Linked DNA regions of Homo sapiens: region 2 is linked to region 1. A link is a loop called in an ENCODE intact Hi-C map of the cell type or tissue named here. Cell type or tissue: PC-9. All regions are shown on one strand. Links, peaks and the distances in the headings refer to the core of each region. The heading gives the core; the rest is flanking DNA.

Evidence for each region. A loop is a pair of places that touch in the nucleus more often than their neighbours do. Peaks named below come from ENCODE experiments on the same cell type or tissue, not always from the same donor. Only the 100,000 strongest peaks of a DNase experiment are listed, where the experiment ranks them.
Region 2: a loop joins it to region 1, with 8 times the contacts of the local background. A loop is called at or near these places in 2 of 110 quality-filtered maps.

What each region holds. Positions count from the first base shown.
Region 1 is chr3:195,696,335-195,700,724 of GRCh38, reverse strand. All of the region lies in intron 2 of MIR570HG (MIR570 host gene), which reads right to left. MIR570 (microRNA 570) reads right to left here and starts at 1,324; the gene lies at 1,228-1,324. It overlaps LOC124909477 (a long non-coding RNA gene), which reads right to left and starts at 4,180. Exons shown (of 2, transcript XR_007096227.1): 1 at 4,136-4,180; 2 at 1,655-1,695. In PC-9, for the core only: no CTCF peak of the experiment used is centred there; DNase peaks (open chromatin) are centred at 1,944 and 2,684; H3K4me3 peaks cover 947 bases; H3K27ac peaks cover 3,652 bases.
Region 2 is chr3:195,819,608-195,823,997 of GRCh38, reverse strand. No RefSeq gene overlaps it. Among named protein-coding and RNA genes, the nearest start is that of MUC4, 9.9 kb to the right of the region's middle. RefSeq lists enhancers at 1-339, 2,135-3,334. In PC-9, for the core only: no CTCF peak of the experiment used is centred there; DNase peaks (open chromatin) are centred at 557, 1,477 and 2,447; H3K4me3 peaks cover 3,129 bases; H3K27ac peaks cover 3,750 bases.

The DNA.
Region 1 (4,390 bases), core at 318-4,317:
CCCAGGCTGGAGCGCAGTGGCATGATCTCAGCTTACTGCAACCTCCGTCTCCTGGGTTTAAGCAATTATCTTGCCTCAGCCTCCCAAGGTGCTAGGACTACAGGCGTGTGCCACCACACCTGGCTAATTTTTGTGTTTTCAGCAGAGACAGGGTTTTGCCATGTTGGCCAGGTTGGTCTTGAATTCCTGATCTCATGTGATCTGCCTGCCCCAGCCTCCCAAAGTGTTGGGATTACAGGTGTGAGCCACCATGCCTGGCCTTATTTTGTTGATTCTAACACGTGGTGATATCTCCTGGTTTAAAGAAGCGTTTCCCTAATGGTATCAAACATCTTTTCATGTGCTTATTTGCAATCTGTATATCTTCTCCAGTGAAATGTTGCTTTGTATCTTTTGCTCATGTTCTAATTGCATTCTTTGTTTTGTTACTATTTTAAGACTTTTAAATGTATTCTAGATACTAGTCCTTTGCAAATATAGTCATGCATCGCATAAGGACATTTTGGTCAATGACAAACTGCATATAGGATGCGGTCCCATAAGATTATAATAATGGGCCTGAAAAAATTCCTGTTGCCGAGTGCAATGCTACTCATGTGTCTAGTGATGCTCGTGTAAAGCTACTGTGCTGCCACTTGCATAAAAGCACAGCGCACACCATTCTGTACAGTACACAATACTTGATAATGATAATAAATGTGTTCCTGGATAGCACAGCACACACCATTCTGTACAATACACAATACGTGATAATGATAATAAATGTGTTCCTGGTTTATGTATTTACTATAATATACTATTGATCAGTGTTTTAGAGTGTACTCCTTCTCTCTATAAAAGAATTAAGTGAACTAGCAGGCCCTTTGGGAAGTACTGTAGAAGGCATTGTTACCACAGGCGATGACAGCTCCATGTGTGTTATTGCCCCTGAAGACCTTCCAGAGAGACAAAATGTGGAGGTGGAAGACAGTGATACTGATGACCCTGACCCTGTGTGGATCTAGGCTAACATGTGTTTTTGTGTCTTAGTTTTCAACAAAAAAGTTTAAAAAGTTAAAATACTAAGTTTATAAAGTTAAAAAGTTACAGTAAGCTAAGGCTGACTTATTGAAAAAATGTGCTTATACATGTAATATAGCTAAGCTGGCTTTTGCAAACATAGAGTCCTGTGGATGTTATGCTGACTTCGGCTTGGGGTTTTTCACAGAGAGAAGCATGGCAAGGGGGACTCCATCAGGTTGGTGCAAAGGTAATTGCTGTTTTCGCAATTAAAATAATGGGAAAAACTGCAATTACCTTTGCACCCACCTAATAACTTATCTAGGGGACTCTTTCTCCACCCAAAACCCAGGACACTTGGCCCACAACTACATCACCACCCCAGGGTTCCAGGACACTTGGCCCATGACTACATCACCACCCCAGGGTTCCAGGACACTTGGCCCACAACTACATCACCACCCCAGGGTTCCAGGACACTTGGCCCATGACTACATCACCACCCCAGGGTTCTTTACTATAGTTTTCTTGTTCTTCCTTCAATTACGTGTGACATTCCCAACTCCAAGATTCTTCCAGTCCTTCTCTCCCCCTTCATCTAAAGCAGGCTGTCATGAGTTTCTGTCAGCTGCAATCAAGAGTCATGACTCTTACAGTGGGTAGGATTACTCCCTTTTTTGTTGTCATTAAGGAAACCTGTAAGAGGAAAAACAAACACACTTTATGTGGAGAGACAGGGAAAGTTGTTCTATTCAGTCTGGAATCTAGTCCCTCAGCTGGTGGTCCACCTTCGGATTCACTGGTCTTGGGAGTAAGACGGTGCCTTGTAGTCAAAGAAGTGAGGAATTCTGGTGCCTCCTGAGGGTGGAACTGAGGAGAGGAGACGTGAGAGAGGATGCTGGAAAGGAGGAAGCAGCCAGAATGTGTAGGGCCTTTGTGGCCAGGCCAAGGAGCCTCAGGGAATATCTGAGCGTCTTAAATAGGTCAGAGGGCAATTCTGAAAACAAACTCCTTCTACCTGCTGTGTAGGCAATGAGTTGTCATTGTTAGATAGAGGATAAAATGAACCCAATTAGATTATTGCCATCATTCCAGTGATTGAAGATGTTGATCTGTAATAGGGTAATGGCCATACACTTTCGAGAGGAAAAATGTTCAAATTTAGGGGATAATTAGAAATCTGCACTTACAGCCCTTGGTGACACTTTTCCTATGAGCCAAACGGAGAGGGGGAGAGAGAGAGAAGGTGGACAGTCACCGACATATGAGGCAGTGGAAGAGGAACAGGCATGGATAGGAAGAGAATTGTGGGACACACTGGGTTCGAGATGCCTGTGTGAGACAGTCTCATGAATATGTCCAGTAGTATATTGACCAAGCAAGTCTGTCAGGAGCCTCTGGAAATGAGGTACAGAATTTGATAGTCATCACTATGGAGATGGTAACCTGAGCCGTGAGAGAAGCTAAAATCCCCGGGGAGAGGATGTAGAATGAGAGGAGAAAATGGGCCAGGACAAACACAAGGAATGCTCGGAGGGAGGGGCAAAACCAGAACAGTACAGCGTCCCCAAACCAAGGAAAAGAATGTTGCCAGAAGAGGAGAGTCAGGCTGTTTCAAACTCTGCTAAGAAGTGAAGGATGTTGCATATTGAGTAGAGTCCATTGGGGTTACCAGTCAGGCTGACTCAGGGATCCTCTTTGGCAGAAGTAGTTCCAATGAAGTGGGAGGAGGAAGGGAGGAGCAGAGGCCAAATGAGCGTGAGGAGTGTTTAGGAGTTGACAGAAAGTGTATCCACTTTTTTGAGACGTTTAGCCAGGAAGAGGGAGAGACATGGGGCAGTAGGTGGAGGAGGAGATGAAATTAAGGGAGTGTATGGAGTTTTAAAATGGAAAGCTTGATCCTGTTTAAATGCTGTTTTATGCCCCTACGAGGGCGAGGTTAAACATACAGAATAGAGGCATAACTGATAGAGCCAAGACTCCCACCCAGGAGCGGGTTTCGAGCGGCACCTCTCTAATTCAATCCCAAAGGAAAAGAGGATACATGTGGGTCCAGGTACATGCTGAGGTTTGGTGGCAGGACTTTGAAGGAGGTCCCATCTGATGGCTTCTATTTCTCCTGTGAAATAGGGGAAGCCCTGTCTGCTGGTTGTGATGTGCCGTGACAGTCAGAAATGCGGGGAAAAGGGGACAGGTCTGAAACGGGAGGCGTTAAGAATGGGAAAGTAAAGGCAGGCGCGATGGCTCACGCCTGTAATCCCAGCACTTTGGGAGCTCGAGGCGGGTGGATCACCTGAAGTCGGGCATTTGAGACCAGCCTGGCCAACATGGTGTAACCCCATCTCTACTAAAAATACAAAAATTAGCCAGGCATGGTGGTGTGTGCCTGTAATCCCAGCTACTTGGGAGGCTGAGGCAGGAGAATCGCTTGAACCCAGGAGGTGGAGGGTGCAGTGAGCTGAGATCGCGCCGCTGCACTCCAGACTGGGTGGCAAAGCGAGACTCCAACTCAAAAAAAAAAAAAAAAAAGAATGGGAAAGGGAGAGTGTCTGGGGAAGCAGCGTTGCCTCGGCAAGGCCTGAGACCGGCTGGGGTTAGAGATCAGGACTCCCGCGTGGCCTCGTCTCTGCCTCTGTGCATTTTCCCCCAGCAGGTCAGCAGTGTGAAAGGCGGGGGTTCTAGTAGGTCTCACAGGGAGACAATGCAGGAAGGGGCTGAGAATTGCAAGTGAGAGGTTATTGGTAGGACGGACAATGCAGGAGCTGGATGGACTGCACGGACTGAGCGATCGCCACCGAGAGATATTTGGGGTACCCTGCCCCAGTCCCCAGCCCTCAGCCCCCGACCCACCATGGGAGGTGGGAGCAGCGGGCAGGCCGGTTGGGGGCCAGATACCCAGGCAGTGGGATGTGCAGTGGGAGGGGTCTCCGCCCCTGCCCCGGGTCCCCACTGGCCCCTCCGCCGCCGACCGGCCCCCCCGCGGCATCCCAGAGCCGACCCAGGCCCAACTAGAGGAATGGCTGCAGAGCTGGGATCCTAATGACACAGGACAGTGGTGGAGCGTTAAGAGCTCGGTGGTAAACGTGCACTGAAATACAGTCATGCTGTGCAGAAGCTCTCTAGTTTCATTAGATACCTTTTGTCAATTTTGGCTTTTGTTGCCATTTCTTTTGGTGTTTTAGTCATGAAGTCTTTGCCCATGCTTACGTCCTCAATGGTGTTGCCTAGGTTTTCTTCTAGGATTTTTCTGGTTTTAGGTCTCACGTTTAAATCTTTAATGCATCTTGAGTTAATTTTTGTATAAGTGTCAGCAAGGGGTCTAGTTTCGGTTTTCTGCATATGACCAGGCAGAGTGAACAGGCAACCTACAGAATGGAAGAAAATTTTTGCA
Region 2 (4,390 bases), core at 250-4,249, 120 kb before region 1:
TCCCGTGTCCCTGGGGGCTCTGTGCTCTCCATGGCTCCTTAGTTCAAGGTCTGATCCGCACGCCTGGATCCAACCTCTACATTTGTTCAGCGCTCCCCTCCTGCCCTCCCCACCTCTTCCTGGCCTTCCTACCCTCTGTAGGCATCTGATGAAAGACCATACTTCAGGTCCTGAGAAGGATAAAGTAAGTTATTGGTTTTTAAATGCATAGATCACTTACACAGAAACACAGACTCACGGATAAAAACACCTGAGTTTTAGTTTTGCCTCTTGCTTCTGCAGAGGGCTGGTGGGGAAAGAAGGAGAGGCTCTAATCAAAGAGCAAGAATTTGGGTTTTTTCCTAATACTTTATGCAAAGTACAGTGATCTTGACTCTGACGGCACAGGGGCTGGAGGTGGGGCGTCTTTCCCACACCAGGTTCCTCTGAGAGCCGGGCTTGTGGCTGAATGCCAACATCAAGTTTCTTTGGAGAGCCGCACTCAGGCCCCTGCGCTGGTAGGGTCAGTTGGGTGAGGGCCTGCCTCTTGGCAGAGGGGCCAGAATAACGGAGGGTAGGTGGCCTAATTGTCATCACGTGACCAGGGCTTTGGGGATTGGCTGCTCCTGCGTGTTAAAGGGTGTGACACATTCAAAGACTCTCCAGGCAATAACGGCTTATGAATGTTTTTAAAGCAGTTTTTTTTTTTTAAGTGAATCTTGGCCAGGCGTGGTGGCTCATGCCTGTAATCCCAGCATTTTGGGAGGCCGAGGCGGGTGGATCACTTGAGGTCAGGGGCTTGAGACCAGCCTGGCCAGCATGGTGAAACCCCGTTTCTACTAAAAATACAAAAATTACCTGGGCGTGGTGGCGCACGCCTGTAATCCCAGCTACTCAGGAGGGTGAGGCAGGAGAATCGCTTGAATCCGGGAGGCAGAGAGATCATGCACTCCAGCCTGGGCAACAGAGTGAGACTCTGTCTCAAAAAAAAAAAAAAAAAAAAAAAAGACCAGCCTGGGCAACAAAGTAAGACCCTATCTCTATAAAAAATAAAGTAAGTTTTTTAAAAAGCAGATCTCACATGTAGATGAAGCTAATATAATAGTAACTGTGTTGTATGTAATAAATGCTATGATATAACATCACAATATATTGATTATTAGGTAATATGTATCAATTATTATAATGTAGATATTGGAGCTGACATTTAACTCCTCTCACACTGACAGATTACATCTGGGGTCTGCAGGCTTTAACAACTTGGAAAGTTGGTCTAGTGTCAGAATTTTAAGAAGCCCTCCAATCCCAGACCCCCGTCTTCTTTGCCCTTGTGTGTTATGCTCGGCAGTAGGCTGATGCGACCTCATTGCTTCTGCTTCTCAAAACTGCATTCTCACAGACTTCTCTCCCCATCTCGAAATCACAGGGCTTGAAGAAGTTACCAACTTGCCAACTGCTGCATGAAACACCTTTTACCCGCATGTGAGAATCACCTTTACCCGCATATGAGAAACACCTTCACCTGCATATCAGAAACACCTTTACCCACATATGAGAAACACCTTTACCTGCATGAGAAACACTTTACCCGCATACGAGAAACACCTTTACCCGCATACGAGAAACACCTTTACCCGCATACGAGAAACACCTTTACCCGCATACGAGAAACACCTTTACCTGCATACGAGCAACACCTTTACCCGCATATAAGAAACACCAGCTCACCTGGCCCAGCCACTTTGTGAGGACCCCTGAGACGACAATAGTCTCCTGAGCCCTGTGGCCAGATCCACCCCCTCACCATTCCAGAATGATTCCCTCAGCCAGAATCAGGCATTGCCACCACATCATGTCTATGACCTGGCCCTCCACCCAGAACAACCCCAGACTCTCCTTCCAAATAGTTTGTTTCTCTTTCCATGCCCACATCTGGGGGGCGGTGGCGTGGGGACGCTAACATTTGCTGAGAATCTACGACGTACTAAGCTAATAGGAATTACGTCTACTCTCCCCACTGTGCAGACATGGAGACTGAGGCTCAGCTAGGAAGTGGCTTGCCCACAGTGACTCCAAAGCTCCTGCTCTTTCCCCCAGCACCCACTCTGCCTCCTACAGCTCAACAGTAGCCCCTCTCTCACCCTGCTCCTCCAGCACGAAACCAGGAGTGCCAGGCTAGATGTTGCCCGAAGGCTCGCCCCCTGGGCCTCGCCAGGTCCCGGCAGCTTATGCTGTCCCTGGCACCTTGGGGCCAAAGCCGTCTCCGGACCCTGGAAGCTGAGCTTTCATTTCAGTGACAATGTCCATGCAGGCTTATGACGCATCACCCTCTTGCCCCCTCCTCCAGCTCCAGGAAGTGTGAGTGGGAACTGGGGCCGAGGAGTGAGAACACTCCAGGTGCACCCGAGGAAGCAGTTTCAAGGGGTGTGGCTTGGTGAGAAGTCCCTTTTTCCTCTAAAGGGAGAGTCTGGCATGTGTAGGCTAAAGAGAGTGTCTAGGTCGGGCTCCTGCTCACCTGGAGGGAATGCGGGGGTCACAGGCGGGTGAAGAGCAGGCGGACACACCTTTCTGTGCAATGCTTGAGGTTGAGGTGGGGTACGTTTATTTTTAGATATACTGTCCTGTCTCTCTCCCCTCTCCCACCCTTACCCCTTACCTTCTTCTCTGGTTACAGAAGGAAACAAGGGAATGTGATACCTTCCAGTCAATAGCAGGTCAACCTTTGAGAGAGCAGGGCTGAAACCACTGAGGCAGGTGTGGCCACTGCTGCCTGGGCCCTGCTTTTCTGCCCTCCTGGGCAGGGGAGGGGGTGGTCTCAGCACGGGCCTGATGAGCTACAGCTGAGGGCTCCTGGGGCTGCCATCTGCCTGGCCTCATGATCCAAGAAGTTAGATCGAGGAATAGTCAAGCTGGTCCCTTGGTCATGCCGCCTGGCTCCTGACTCAGTGGTGACAAGAGCCGAGATTTGGGGGATTTCCAGAGCCAGCCCAGGGTGATGTGGGCACACCTGCTGGTCTTCCCAAATAGGTCATCATTCGGCAAGAATCATCTATTGTCATGACCCATACACCTACCCTGCCCCAAATTTTCTTCAAGGAGGTTGTACTGGGGTGAGTACGTGTCCCCCAAAATTCATGTCACTCAGAATGTGACCTTATTTGGAAATAGGGTCTTTGCAGAGGTTATTAGTTAAGTTAAACTGAGGTCATGCCGAATTGAGGCAGAGCCTAATCCAGTGACTGGTGTCCTTATGAGAAGAGGAAACAGAGACACACGCACAGGGGAGAAGATGGCCACACAACACGATGGAGGCAGAGGCTGGAGGGACACGGCTGCCAGCCCGGGAATGCGGAGAATGGCCAGCCACCCCTGGAAACCAGGAGAGAGGCCAGGAGGGCTCCACCCCAGAACCTCCGGAGGGAGTGTGGTTCTGCCCACGCCTTGATTTTGGACTTCTGGGTTCCAAACTGTGAAAGAATAAATTCCTGTTTGTTTGAAGCCACCGAGTTTGTGAGCACTAAGGCAGAGGCCTTCCTGGATGGCCCTCACTGAGGCTTGTCTGTTGCCTGGCACACAGTCATGCCCAGGGCCACAGACCCTGTTGCTAAATGATCCTCTCTCCATGTTTAGATTCCACTAGCTCGTGACCCCGTGAGGGCACATAGGGCCACGTGGTAATGTGTCCGTCGCATTGTCAGGCTGCTCCTCTGCCTGCATTCTGCCTCCCCTGCACACCGGGGAGCAGAGCTCACCAGACCCCTCTTCTGTCCCCTGGCCAGCTTCAGCTGGTGCCTCCTCTCCCCAGGGAGCAAGGGGAACAAGGAACAAGTCTCACTTTCCAGCCTGATGGGCTAATCTCACTGCCTTCTTTCTCTGTTCAAATTTTGTCTGGATCACTTTCTTCAGGACAGTCGCTGGGCTAAGCATAGTGTCCAGTATCAAAATGAGAAGCCTGGCAGTTGGTCCTGGATCATAGCTGGGAGCTCACCCAGGAAAGAGCTGGGATGGGAAGGGGTTCTCCACCTTTTCCCCACCCACCTGCAGAGTCTTTAATCCACCCATCATTTTTAGGCTTCCGGAGTAATTATTCTATTTATTTTATTTTATTATTTCAAGACGGAGTTTCGCTCTTGTTGCCCAGGCTGGAGTGCAGTGGTGTGATCTCAGCTCACTGCAACCTCCGCCTCCCAGGTTCAAGTGATTCTCCTCCCTCAGCCTCCCAGGTAGCTGGGACTACAGGTGCACACCACCAACATTTCTACTAAGTTTGTATTTTTAGTAGAGATGGGGTTTCTCCATGTTTGTCAGGCTGGTCTTGAACTCCCGACCTCAGGTGATCTGCCCGCCTCGGCCTCCCAAAGTGCTGGGATTACAGGCGTGAGCCACAGCGCCCGGCCCCATTGTCAGCTCT